Linked DNA regions of Homo sapiens: regions 1, 2 and 3 are each linked to region 4. A link is a contact called in ENCODE Hi-C or POLR2A ChIA-PET data. All regions are on one chromosome and are shown on one strand. Each heading gives the region's core, a stretch centred on a gene start or an enhancer-like site at or near the end of the contact. The rest is flanking DNA. Distances are from core to core; before and after follow the strand shown. Region 1 has its middle 19 kb from the start of STX4. Region 2 has its middle 16 kb from the start of PRR14. Region 3 holds the start of VKORC1 (vitamin K epoxide reductase complex subunit 1). Region 4 holds the start of MIR762HG (MIR762 host gene).

What was found. Hi-C counts contacts between places; a loop is a spot of excess contacts on that map. ChIA-PET counts read pairs that join two places held with the same protein, here RNA polymerase II (POLR2A). Pooled maps may share reads with other maps.
Region 1: POLR2A ChIA-PET joins it to region 4 with 10 read pairs in CD8-positive, alpha-beta memory T cell. The contact joins the enhancer-like site here to the promoter of MIR762HG in region 4. POLR2A ChIA-PET finds 5 or more read pairs at or near these places in 4 of 52 experiments (AG04449, AG04450, CD8-positive, alpha-beta memory T cell and 1 more).
Region 2: a loop to region 4 is called in a pooled map, with 4 times the contacts of the local background. The contact joins the enhancer-like site here to the promoter of MIR762HG in region 4. A Hi-C loop is called at or near these places in 3 of 50 pooled maps. POLR2A ChIA-PET finds 5 or more read pairs at or near these places in 5 of 52 experiments (GM12878, H1, HepG2 and 2 more).
Region 3: a pooled map shows a loop between it and region 4 (11-fold over the local background). The contact joins the promoter of VKORC1 here to the promoter of MIR762HG in region 4. A Hi-C loop is called at or near these places in 8 of 50 pooled maps. POLR2A ChIA-PET finds 5 or more read pairs at or near these places in 2 of 52 experiments (CD4-positive, alpha-beta T cell and H1).

Annotation. Positions count from the first base shown.
Region 1 is chr16:31,050,490-31,053,743 of GRCh38, reverse strand. No RefSeq gene overlaps it. Among named protein-coding and RNA genes, the nearest start is that of STX4, 19 kb to the right of the region's middle. Within about 2 kb of position 1,448, at least 2 of the 41 ENCODE cell types and tissues checked have a DNase peak (open chromatin) inside an H3K27ac peak, as active enhancers do.
Region 2 is chr16:30,633,041-30,636,029 of GRCh38, reverse strand. No RefSeq gene overlaps it. Among named protein-coding and RNA genes, the nearest start is that of PRR14, 16 kb to the left of the region's middle. RefSeq lists enhancers at 662-1,612, 1,613-2,564. Within about 2 kb of position 1,674, at least 38 of the 41 ENCODE cell types and tissues checked have a DNase peak (open chromatin) inside an H3K27ac peak, as active enhancers do; they include GM12878, where a contact is called at or near this core.
Region 3 is chr16:31,092,663-31,096,102 of GRCh38, reverse strand. It overlaps VKORC1 (vitamin K epoxide reductase complex subunit 1), which reads left to right and starts at 1,306. Exons shown (of 3, transcript NM_024006.6): 1 at 1,306-1,546; 2 at 2,682-2,791. The coding sequence starts at 1,374. LOC124903680 (zinc finger protein ENSP00000375192-like) reads left to right here and starts at 98. Exons shown (of 1, transcript XM_047435012.1): 1 at 98-1,219. The coding sequence starts at 725. The coding sequence ends at 1,219. RefSeq lists enhancers at 138-317, 833-882, 933-982, 1,013-1,192, 2,373-3,081.
Region 4 is chr16:30,873,936-30,876,925 of GRCh38, reverse strand. MIR762HG (MIR762 host gene) reads right to left here and starts at 1,466. Exons shown (of 3, transcript NR_110942.1): 1 at 1,440-1,466; 2 at 808-896. MIR4519 (microRNA 4519) reads left to right here and starts at 1,603; the gene lies at 1,603-1,660. It also overlaps a transcript of BCL7C not described here. RefSeq lists a silencer at 694-753 and enhancers at 1,074-1,123, 1,154-1,363, 673-1,427, 1,634-1,893, 1,428-2,182 and 1 more.

The DNA of each region.
Region 1 (3,254 bases), core at 199-2,698, 180 kb before region 4:
TTCCTGGAATCTGTGAATGTCACGTTATATGGTGAAAGGGATTTTGAAAATGTGAAGGATCCTGAGATGGAGAGATTATTCAGGATTATCCAAGAGGGCGGTATGTAATCATGAACATCCTCCTAAGAGGCACACAGGAGGAATAAGTCTCAGAGGAGAAAGTGGAGTGATGATGAAGGCAGAGATGGATTCATGTGCTTTCCAATGGAGGATGGACCCACCAGCCAAGGAATACAGGTAGCCTTTCTAAACTGAAAGAGGGTGGGGTGCAACGGCTCACACCTGTAATCCCAGACCTTTGGGAGGCTGAGGCAGGAGGATCTCCTGAATCCAGGACTTTGAGACCAGTCTGGGCAATGGAGTGAGACCTCATCTCTACAAAAAATAAACAAAATTAGCAGGGCGTGGTGGCGTGAGCCTGTGGTCCCAGCTACTGAGAAGGCTAACACGGGAGGATCGCCTGAGCCTGGGAGATGGAGGCTGCAGTGAGCTATGATTGCACCACTGCACCCCAGCCTGGGTAACAGAGCGAGACCCTGTCTCAAAAAAAAAAAAAAAAAAAAGAGCTGAAGAAGGCAAGGAAACATTGTCCACCAGAGCCACCAACAAAAACCAGCCCTGCTGACACCAGACATTGGCTCAATGAAACTGATTTTGAACTTCTGACTTCCAGAACTGTAAGAAAGTAAATGTGTGTGGTTTTAAACCACTGAGTGTATGATAATTGGTTAAATCAGTAACAGAAAATTGATACCGTTTGAGGCCAAGGCAGTGGCTCACGCCTATAATCCCAGCACTTTTGGAGGCTGAGGTGGGTGGATCACCTGAGGGCAGGAGTTCAAGACCAGCCTGGCCAACATGGGGAAATCCTGTCTCTACTAAAAATACAAAAATTAGCTGGGCATGGTGGAGCACGCCTGTAATCCCAGCTACTCAGGAGGCTGAGGCAGGAGAATTGCTTGAACCTGGGAGGCAGAGGTTGCAGTGAGCCGAGATGGCAACACTGCACTCCAGCCTAGGGGATAGAGGGAGACTGTCGAAAGAAAGGAACAAAGGAAGGAAGGAATGAAGGAAGGAAGGAAGGAAGGAGGGAGGGAGGGAGGGAGGGAGGGAGGAAGGAAGGAAAGGAAGGAAAAATTGATACAGTTGGGATGGGTTAACATTCAATGTGTGTGGTGGCAACAGCTTATGGTCCCCCAGTATCCATTCTACCCTTCTCCCAGAGTAACTGAACTTTTATCTGGGCAAAAAGCTGCTCAGGGTAGAGATTCTATTTCTCAGCAACACTTTCATCGGGATGTAGCCATATGACTACATCCTGGCTATGGGGATTAGAGCAAAAATGATCTGTACTTCTGAATCATGCTCTTTAGGGCAAAGGGCAAACCATCACCCCTCAGAAGGGCCAGACTGTGGAAGTGGTGGTGAATCATATTGGATCATGTGGGTGAGGGCAACGCCCTAGGGATGGAACAGCAACAAGATAAAAAAGACCTGGAGGGGCAGAGTGGCTCATGCCTGTCATCCCAGAGCTTTGGGAGGGTGAAGCAGGAGGATCACTTGAGGCCAGGAGTTTGAGACCAGCCTGGGCAACATAGTAACACCCCACCTCTACAAAAAAGAAAAAGAAAAATTAGCCAGGCGTGGTGGCATGTGCTTGTAGTCCCTGCTACTTTGTTGGGGCTAAGGCAGGAGAATCGCTGGAGCCCAGGATTTTGAGGTTACAGTGAATTATGATTGCACCACTGCACTCCAGCCTGAATGGTGCAGAAAATTGTCTCTATTAATGGTAGTAATGAATCAATGAATGAATGAATGATACAAAAAATCTGGCTCCTAATGATTTCATGGAAAGATCCATCATACTAACTTGGACTTTTATAGAAGAGAGAAATAAACTTCTATCTTATTTAAGCCACAGTTAATTTGGGTCTCTATTATATGCAACAATACACATACACAAACTAATTCAGAATTTTCACTTACTAACCATTATGATTCTTTTTTGTTTTGTTTTGTTTTTGAGACGGAGTTTTACTCTTGTCGCCCAGGCTGGAGTGCAGTGACACAATCTCGGTTCACTGCAACCTCTGCCTCCAGGGTTCAAACAATTCTTCTGCCTCAGCCTCCCAAGTAGCTGGGATTTCAGGCATCCACCACCACGCCTGGCTAATTTTTTTTTTTTTTTTAGTAGATATGGGTTTCACCATGTTGATTAGGTTGGTCTTGAACTAACCTCAGGTGATCCGCCCCCTCGGCTTCCCAAACTGCTGGGATTACAGGTGTAAGGCACCATGCCTGGCCAAACATTATGTTCTTTTCTCTTTTTTTTTTTTTTTTTTTTTTCAGAGTCTCACTCTCTAGCCCAGGTTAGAGTGCAGTGGCGTGATCTGGGCTCACTGCAACCTCCACCTCCCAGGTTCAAGCGATTCTCCTGCCTCAGCCTCCCGAGTAGGTGGGACTACAGGTGTGCACCATGAGGTGTAGCTAATTTTTGTATTTTTAGTAGAGATGGGGTTTCATGGTGTTGACCAGGCTGGTCTCTCAAGTGATCCACCTGCCTCAGCCACCCAAAGTGTTGGGATTACAGGTGTGAACCACCATGCCCAGCTTTTTTATTTCTTTTTCCCCCCCTTTTTAAAAATAGAGCTAGGATTTTGCCATGTTTCCTAGACTGGTCTCAAACTCCTGGGCTCAAGCAATCCACCCGCCTCTGCCTCCCAAAGTGCTGGGATTACAGGCGTGAGCCCCCGTGCCCGGCCTGGACAGCTTCTTTTTAATGCATCTCAGGATGCATGTGAGATTGATATTTACTAGGCACCATGTTGATGCTAGAAGGTCTGGGCCCCACCAGATGTTTTTACAGTTCCTGTGAGCAGCTGCTACTAGTTGCCAAATGCCAGCAAGAATCAAGAAGACTCGGCTTGGCTGGGCACGGTGGTTCATGCCTGTAATCCCAGCACTTTAGAAGGCCAAAGCTGGCGGATGGCCTGAGGTCAGGAGTTCCAGACCTACTCAGGAGGCTGAAGCACAATATTTGCTTAAATCCAGAAGGCAGAGGTTGCATTGATCCGAGATCGCACCACTGCACTCCAGCCTGGTGACAGAGCAAGACTCCATCTCAAAAAAAAAAAAAAAAAGAAAGAAAAAAAGAAATAGGCTCACTGGTTAGGACCTGAGGGTGAACAGCTCTGAAGAGGAGCAAAGGCGGAGACTTCCTAACATCAGCATAGCTCATTATGGTGTGTCAGTTG
Region 2 (2,989 bases), core at 425-2,924, 240 kb after region 4:
TTGCACTCCAGCCTAGGCAACAAGAGCGAGACTCCATCTCAAAACAAACAAAACAAACAAACAAACAAAATGCTGCTCACCTCAGAGGACTAGATGGAGAATTTTTTTTTTTTTGAGTCGGAGTTTTGTTCTTGTTGCCCAGGCTGGAGTATAATGGTGCGATCTCAGCTCACTGCAACCTCTGCCTCCCGGGTTCAAGCGATTCTCCTGCCTCAGCCTCCCGAGTAAGTGGGATTACAGGCATGCGTCACCACGCCCGGCTAATTTTGTATTTTTAGTAGAGACGGGGTTTCACAATGTTGGTCGGGCTGGTCTTGAACTCCTCACCTCAGGTGATCCGCCCGCCTCAGACTCCCAGAGTGCTGGGATTACAGGTGTGAACCACCGTGCCCTGCCTGGATGGGGATAGTTTTGTAAACTATAGAGTGCCCCCAATTTTTAGTAAAGTTACAAAGAATTTTCACACATTTTGAGTTTTATGGAGCTAGAATGCACATCACAAATACACCTATTTGAAGTGTACAATTCAATTTTTGTGCTAGCATGAAAATTTTAGTGCACTTTCATGACCACAAAAAGAAACTGCATATTCATTAGCATTCACTCCCCATTCCCCCTAGTCCTTCTTTTTTTCCCTGGGCCATAGCGTCTGGCCAATGAAACGGATTTTTGTGCTAGCGCGGCCACAATCAGTACTAGTACATTTTCATCACCCCAGAAAGAACCTCTGTATTTATTAGCATTCACTCCCCTTTCCCCGAGTCCTTCTATAGATTTGTGTATTCTAGATATTTCATATTTTATAAAACACCTTCACACATTTTTACTTGACTTCCAGGATTTTTCTTTTCTCTCTTTTTTTTTTTTGAGACAGAATTCCGCTCTTGTTGCCCAGGCTGGAGTGCAATGGCGCGATCTCGGCTCACCACAACCTCTGCCTCCCGGGTTAAAGCGATTCTCCTGCCTCAGCCTCCAGAGTAGCTGGGATTACAGGCATGCGCCACTACGCCCGGCTAATTTAGTAGAGACGGGGTTTCTCCATGTTGGTCAGGTTGGTCTCGAAGTGTGATCCGCTCAAAGTGCTGGGATTACAGGCGTGAGCCACCGTGCCCAGTCCAGGAGGATTTTTCTTTGTAAGAACCTTTTACAATGATCTGTGGGGGTCCATCCCTCCTATTTTACAGGAGAAAATAGACGGTTATCTAGGCTTTGTGAGTGCCAAGTTCGCACGCGGCTTTCGACTCCGTGGCTACATTGTCGGGCCGGGATTTCGCGATTTCGAGGAGGGATGCTCGGCCTCCTCCTACTAGCGTGGTTGGGGCCTCGGCCAGGGCCGAGTTCCGCGGGGGAGAGCCCCAGGGTTCTGCCACCGCACCGTTGACCTAGAATGCACGTGGGGACAGCCAAAGGTCCAGTCTCCAGTCTCGGAACCCGCGGGCCCCCGAACACGTCTGCCTGCTTGGTCTTCTTTGAACCCAAGTCCCACCGCCCACCAGGATCCTAATGACGCCGGCCTGGGGAACTCCCACGCACGCGCCGTTCAAACGCCCCGCCCTCCGCGGCCCAATCACCGCACACCTTGTTTGGACGTTCGACCAGAAGCGTCCTATCAGCGAGCGCGATCCTAGAGACTGACCAGGATCCGTGACGCCCGTTCGGGTGGGCAGTGCCAGTGCGCTGAAGGGCAAGCCTCAGGGGAAGCTTGTTCCTTATTTAGTAAGATTAGCTTGACTAAGGGAGCGAAGGGCGTCACACTGCTTTTGGAAACAGGTGGTGAGGCTGGCGTCGCCATGTTTTCTAAGGGACTTTCTCAGGATCAGATCCAAGAGTGGTCCTTTAGGGCTTTTTTTTTTTTTTTTTGAGACGTTGTCTCGCCCTGTCACCCAGGCTGGAGTGCAGTGGCGCGATCTCGGCTCAGTGCAACTTCCGTCTCTCGGGTTCAAGCAATTCTCCTGCCTCAGCCTCCAGGGTAACTGCGATTACAGGCTCCCGCCACCACGCCAGGCTAATTTTTGTATTTTAAGTAGAGACGGGATTTCACCATATTGGCCAGGCTGGTCTTGAACCCCTGACTTCCAGTGATCCGCCAACCTCAGCCTCCCAAAGGGGCTTTTAAATGTAAGGGCCGCGCAGGGGCTCCGGGTAGGGCATGAAAGGTTGGGAGGGGCCCTAGCCATTGTCTTTTTTGTTATTGTTAAGGCTGACTTTTTTTAGGCTGTCGCCCATTCTAGAATGCAGCGGCGTGATCTTGGCTCACTGCAGCCTCGACTTCCCTGGCTCAAGTGATCCTCCCACCTCAGCCTCCCGAGTTGCTGGGACCACAGGTGCCACACCGCGCCCGCTTAATTTTTTTTTCTTTATATATATTTTTTTGTAGTGACGGGGTTTCGAACTCCAGGACTCAACGGAGCCTCCCATCTCAGACTCTGGGTGAGATTATAGGCGTTAACCATGACTCCCTACCCAGTATAAACTCAAACACACCAGGCGCAGCAGCTCACGCCTGTAATCCCAGCACTTTGGGAGGTGAAGGCAGGTGGATCACCTGAAGTCAGGAGTTCGAGACCAGCCTGGCCAACATGGCGAAATCCCGTCTCTACTAACAATAACAAAAATTAGCTGGGCGTGGTGGCAGGCGCCTGTAATACCAGAGATTCAGGAGGCTGAGGCAGGAGAATCGCTTGAACCCAGGAGGTGGAGGTTGCAGCCAGCCAAGATCGTGCCATTGCACTCCAGCTGGGGCAACAAGAGTGAAACTCTGTCTCAAAAAAACAAAAACAAAAGCAAATAAAATATTGCTGGGCGCGGTGGCTCACACCTGTAATCCCAGCAGTTTGGGAGGCCAAGGCGGGCGGATCACTTGAGGTCAGGAGTTTGAAACCAGCCTGGCCAACATGGTAAAAACCTTTTCTCTACTAAAAATACAAAAAAATTAGCCCAGCGTGGCAGTGGATGCCTGTAATCCCAGCTACTTGGGAGGCTGAGACAG
Region 3 (3,440 bases), core at 57-2,556, 220 kb before region 4:
AGACTCCGTCTCAAAATAAGTAAATAAATAAATAAATAACCATTGGGTCTAGCGTCTTGGTGACACCAGCCACTAGGTGTCAGGGCAATGCTGGAGGCAGCAGCTAGTTTATGGCGTGGGCAGCAAGGAAGAAGTGAGGAAGTAGAGACTGGGAGTGTAGAATCTTTCCAAAAACTTGAATGTGGAGGGGTAGATGGGATAATGCCGGGAGAGGAGGCTGGTGAAGGACCTCTTAGTGAAGGGAGATTTGTTGCTGTTTCTGAGATGGGAAAGAGAAACAAGTTGCAGTGTAGATGGGGAGGATGGAGAGGTTGAAGGTGTAGGAGAGATGGGTCACCATCAGATGGGACGTCTGTGAAGGAGAGACCTCATCTGGCCCACAGCTTGGAAAGGAGAGACTGACTGTTGAGTTGATGCAAGCTCAGGTGTTGCCAGGCGGGCGCCATGATAGTAGAGAGGTTAGGATACTGTCAAGGGTGTGTGTGGCCAAAGGAGTGGTTCTGTGAATGTATGGGAGAAAGGGAGACCGACCACCAGGAAGCACTGGTGAGGCAGGACCCGGGAGGATGGGAGGCTGCAGCCCGAATGGTGCCTGAAATAGTTTCAGGGGAAATGCTTGGTTCCCGAATCGGATCGCCGTATTCGCTGGATCCCCTGATCCGCTGGTCTCTAGGTCCCGGATGCTGCAATTCTTACAACAGGACTTGGCATAGGGTAAGCGCAAATGCTGTTAACCACACTAACACACTTTTTTTTTTCTTTTTTTTTTTTGAGACAGAGTCTCACTCTGTCGGCCTGGCTGGAGTGCAGTGGCACGATCTCGGCTCACTGCAACCTCCGGCTCCCCGGCTCAAGCAATTCTCCTGCCTCAGCCTCCCGAGTAGCTGGGATTACAGGCATGTGCCACCACGCCCGGCTAATTTTTGTATTTTTAGTTGAGATGGGGTTTCACCATGTTGGCGAGGCTGGTCTTGAACTCCTGACCTCAGGTAATCCGCCAGCCTCGGCCTCCCAAAGTGCTGGGATTACAAGCGTGAGCCACCGTGCCCGGCCAACAGTTTTTAAATCTGTGGAGACTTCATTTCCCTTGATGCCTTGCAGCCGCGCCGACTACAACTCCCATCATGCCTGGCAGCCGCTGGGGCCGCGATTCCGCACGTCCCTTACCCGCTTCACTAGTCCCGGCATTCTTCGCTGTTTTCCTAACTCGCCCGCTTGACTAGCGCCCTGGAACAGCCATTTGGGTCGTGGAGTGCGAGCACGGCCGGCCAATCGCCGAGTCAGAGGGCCAGGAGGGGCGCGGCCATTCGCCGCCCGGCCCCTGCTCCGTGGCTGGTTTTCTCCGCGGGCGCCTCGGGCGGAACCTGGAGATAATGGGCAGCACCTGGGGGAGCCCTGGCTGGGTGCGGCTCGCTCTTTGCCTGACGGGCTTAGTGCTCTCGCTCTACGCGCTGCACGTGAAGGCGGCGCGCGCCCGGGACCGGGATTACCGCGCGCTCTGCGACGTGGGCACCGCCATCAGCTGTTCGCGCGTCTTCTCCTCCAGGTGTGCACGGGAGTGGGAGGCGTGGGGCCTCGGAGCAGGGCGGCCAGGATGCCAGATGATTATTCTGGAGTCTGGGATCGGTGTGCCCGGGGAACGGACACGGGGCTGGACTGCTCGCGGGGTCGTTGCACAGGGGCTGAGCTACCCAGCGATACTGGTGTTCGAAATAAGAGTGCGAGGCAAGGGACCAGACAGTGCTGGGGACTGGGATTATTCCGGGGACTCGCACGTGAATTGGATGCCAAGGAATAACGGTGACCAGGAAAGGCGGGGAGGCAGGATGGCGGTAGAGATTGACGATGGTCTCAAGGACGGCGCGCAGGTGAAGGGGGGTGTTGGCGATGGCTGCGCCCAGGAACAAGGTGGCCCGGTCTGGCTGTGCGTGATGGCCAGGCGTTAGCATAATGACGGAATACAGAGGAGGCGAGTGAGTGGCCAGGGAGCTGGAGATTCTGGGGTCCAGGGCAAAGATAATCTGCCCCCGACTCCCAGTCTCTGATGCAAAACCGAGTGAACCGTTATACCAGCCTTGCCATTTTAAGAATTACTTAAGGGCCGGGCGCGGTGGCCCACTCCTGTAATCCCAGCACTTTGGGAGGCCGAGGCGGATGGATCACTTGAAGTCAGGAGTTGACCAGCCTGGCCAACATGGTGAAAGCCTGTCTCTACCAAAAATAGAAAAATTAATCGGGCGCTATGGCGGGTGCCTTAATCCCAGCTACTCGGGGGGGCTAAGGCAGGAGAATCGCTTGAACCCGGGAGGCGGAGGTTTCAGTGAGCCGAGATCGCGCCACTGCACTCCAGCCTGGGCCAGAGTGAGACTCCGTCTCAAAAAAAAAAAAAAAAAAAAAAAAAAAGAGACTTACTTAAGGTCTAAGATGAAAAGCAGGGCCTACGGAGTAGCCACGTCCGGGCCTGGTCTGGGGAGAGGGGAGGATAGGGTCAGTGACATGGAATCCTGACGTGGCCAAAGGTGCCCGGTGCCAGGAGATCATCGACCCTTGGACTAGGATGGGAGGTCGGGGAACAGAGGATAGCCCAGGTGGCTTCTTGGAAATCACCTTTCTCGGGCAGGGTCCAAGGCACTGGGTTGACAGTCCTAACCTGGTTCCACCCCACCCCACCCCTCTGCCAGGTGGGGCAGGGGTTTCGGGCTGGTGGAGCATGTGCTGGGACAGGACAGCATCCTCAATCAATCCAACAGCATATTCGGTTGCATCTTCTACACACTACAGCTATTGTTAGGTGAGTGGCTCCGCCCCCTCCCTGCCCGCCCCGCCCCGCCCCTCATCCCCCTTGGTCAGCTCAGCCCCACTCCATGCAATCTTGGTGATCCACACAGCTGACAGCCAGCTAGCTGCTCATCACGGAGCGTCCTGCGGGTGGGGATGTGGGGAGGTAACTAACAGGAGTCTTTTAATTGGTTTAAGTACTGTTAGAGGCTGAAGGGCCCTTAAAGACATCCTAGGTCCCCAGGTTTTTTGTTTGTTGTTGTTTTGAGACAGGGTCTGGCTCTGTTGCCCAAAGTGAGGTCTAGGATGCCCTTAGTGTGCACTGGCGTGATCTCAGTTCATGGCAACCTCTGCCTCCCTGCCCAAGGGATCCTCCCACCTTAGCCTCCCAAGCAGCTGGAATCACAGGCGTGCACCACTATGCCCAGCTAATTTTTGTTTTTGTTTTTTTTTGGTAGAGATGGTGTCTCGCCATGTTGCCCAGGCTGGTCTCAAGCAATCTGTCTGCCTCAGCCTCCCAAAGTGCTGGGGGGATTACAGGCGTGAGCTACCATGCCCCACCAACACCCCAGTTTTGTGGAAAAGATGCCGAAATTCCTTTTTAAGGAGAAGCTGAGCATGAGCTATCTTTTGTCTCATTTAGTGCTCAGCAGGAAAATTTG
Region 4 (2,990 bases), core at 217-2,716:
TGGTCCCTTCCACACCTGTTTTTGCCCATGGAGTTCTCCCACCAAGTTCCTTATGGTAGAAAAGCCCCTGCTGGATTTGGCCCCTGCCCACCTCTCCTGCCCCTTTCCCCAAGCTTTCTTCCAACTCATGCATAGAACTTCTACCACAAGGAAGCTGGCCAGGCTGTTAGCACTCCCGTTCCCTCTGTCTGTGAAGCCCTTTCCTTCCCTCCACCCTCCCCTTCTCTCTCTTATCTCAGGCTTTGGGTTTGATTTCACCTCCTCCAAGGTTCCCTGACCTTCAAACTAGGTCAGGTCCCTGGTTAGTCACTATACTTCCTCTTTCTCACCTCCTTCATCTCACTTCCCCTGCTAGAATAAGGCCACATCTGTCTCATAATCTCTGTCTTCCTAGGGCCTAGTGTGGTGCCTGGCATACAGTAGGTGCTCATTAATGATAAATGAATGAAAGCAAGCACATCTCCCTTTCTCTACTGGCAAAATCCTAATCCTTTTCTGGTTACATTTCTCCTGTAGCATCCAATTCTGTTCTCGAGACCCAAAAGATCCCTGAGGTCCTGTGATCAATGGAGTTTTAGCTCAGGTCCATTTCACAGTGGGCCCAGGGGATCCCCAGATTCATCCGTGGTTATTTCCCCAGGCACAGAGTGAGTGCACTGGTGGCACAGGCATACCCAGCAAGTGGCATAATCCCCCCCATTAGTTAACTGGGTGTCGCTGTGCATGGCTGTGAAGGCAGGGATGCACCTGGCTGGTGACCCCAGAACCCCTCCGGGTACGGCACAAGGGCAGAGCCCAAGAACTTACTTTCTGTCCTCTTGCATTTGCCTGTGGATTTGCAGTTGGTAATGGCGTTCTTGCCCGGCCCTCCTTTGTTCCTCCAGGCAGCCAGGCAGCTGTGGCGTAGTGAAAGGGCAGGATGCGGGATAGGAATGGAGTTATTCCTGATTCAGACTGATTTGCTCTAACTGTGATTTGGGGCAAGTCCCTTCCCCTGTCTAGACCTTAGCTGGCTGCCGCATCTAAAAAATGGAGCCAATAATCTTTTCCTCGTCTTTGGGGTCATCCATCTTTCAACCACATCAGGAGCAGCGGGAACCAAGTGCAGAGGATGGCCTTAAAAGCAGTATGGGAACCAAATTTTTGTAAAGTAAATATTTTCAACCTTTATATTTTGGAATCACCAGCGGTATTTATTACGTGCACTCTAGGAAATGGAGGCAATGCAATGCCAAAAACAGAAAGTAAAACTGCTGTCCTGTGCCGCGGCCCGGTGGAGGTTTTAATGTCTGTATCTTAAGATCTGGTGAGGGCACGGGTAGGTGCGGCTGGACTGAGTGAAACCAGCCCCGCTGGGCGCCTGGGCCCTTGTCTCAGGGCTGTGCTCGCAGTGGAGGCATCTGCAGCTCGGCACCCAGAGGCCCCGCGACCCTTCCAACCTTTGTGACGCTCCGCGGAGACAAAGGCCGGCGGCGCAGCCTTGGGAAGGGTTAAGGCCACAGACGCAGCCCTGCGCGTGCTAGAGCGGCCGGTGGCGGACTTCCGGTTGGGGCGCGGGCGCGCGCCGCGTGTTCCCGACCCGCCGAGGCTGAGACCTCGGGCAACCTCAGCAGTGCGCAGGGCTGCACTGTCTCCGTCTGCGGCCTGCAGTAAGCGGGTAGGGGATATGTCGCGTGGCCTCGCCTGGTCTGCGGCGGGAAACTCGCATCTAGGCCAGACCCTCCCGCAGGGTCCGCACTCGCGATCTGGGCTGTGGGCAGCATCGTGGCCCCTCGGGGCGTTATAGGGGCGTGAGGATCCCGGGCGAGCTGGGGGCGGGCGGCTTCTTCAGCTCCCTTGCGCCATGGAACCCACTGTATGCCCGTTATGCAGTCAGGAAAGATGAGGCCGGGAAGGAGGGCGTTACGCTGCAACCCCGGAGACCAGCTGTCCCTCGCGTTGCCGCAGTCGGCAGAGGCGTGGCCGGAGCCATTCCCGGTCTCCAGTGCGGCTGCAAGAGCGGGCGCCCGAGGGCGTTCTGCTCCGGGCCTCCACCCGCGAGCTGACCGTGTCAGGCGCGCCACACACGGCGCTTCTCATTCTCTCTCCACCTCGCGAGGCAGAAGCTGCCGTTCCCGTGTCACAGACAGAAAAACAGTCTGGGGTGATTTATCCGGAGTCAAGACTCAGGTCTGTGGCTCAGTCGGGAAGGATAGAAACCCAAGCTTCCTCCGAATGGTTCAGAGACCCGACCAAGTTAAATAATAATGGCCCTGGCTCAGGGGTCTTTAAGTCTTCCCCCCGCCCTCCCCTTTTGTTTTTGTTTTGTTTTGAGACCGCCTCACTGTCCCCCAGGCTGGAGTGCAGCGGTGCGATCTCCGCTCACTGCAGCTTCGACCTCCCGAGGGCTCAGGTGATCCTCCCACCTCAACCTCAGGAGTGTCTGGGACTACAAACACGCGCCACCACGCCCGGCTAATTTTTCTGTTTTTTGTAGAGTCAGGATCTCGCTATGTTGTCCAGGCTGGTCTGGAACTCCTGGGCTCAAGCGATCCTCCTGCCTCGGCCTCTGAAAGTGCTGGGATTACAGGCATGAGCCACCGCACCTGGCTACCCTTTAATTAACTCAAGGAGTTTAATAATTGAATTTAGGCTGGGCTCAGTGGCTCACGCCTGTAATCCTAGCACTTTAAGAGGCCACGTCGGGCAGATCACTTGAGGTCAGGAGTTCAAGACCAGTCTGGCCAACATGGTGAAACCCTGTCTCTACTAAAAATACAAAAATTAGACGGATGTGGTGCCACACACCTGTAATCCCAGCTACTCGGGAGGCTGAGGCAGGAGAATCCCTTGAACCCGGGAGGCAGAGGTTGCAGTGAGCCAAGATCGCACCACTGCACTCTAGCCTGGGCCACAGAGCAAGAATCTGTCTCAAAAAAAAAAAAAAAGGTTTGACACCTATACCTTCCTCTGTGTGTGTGTGTGTGTGTGTATACATATATCTATATATA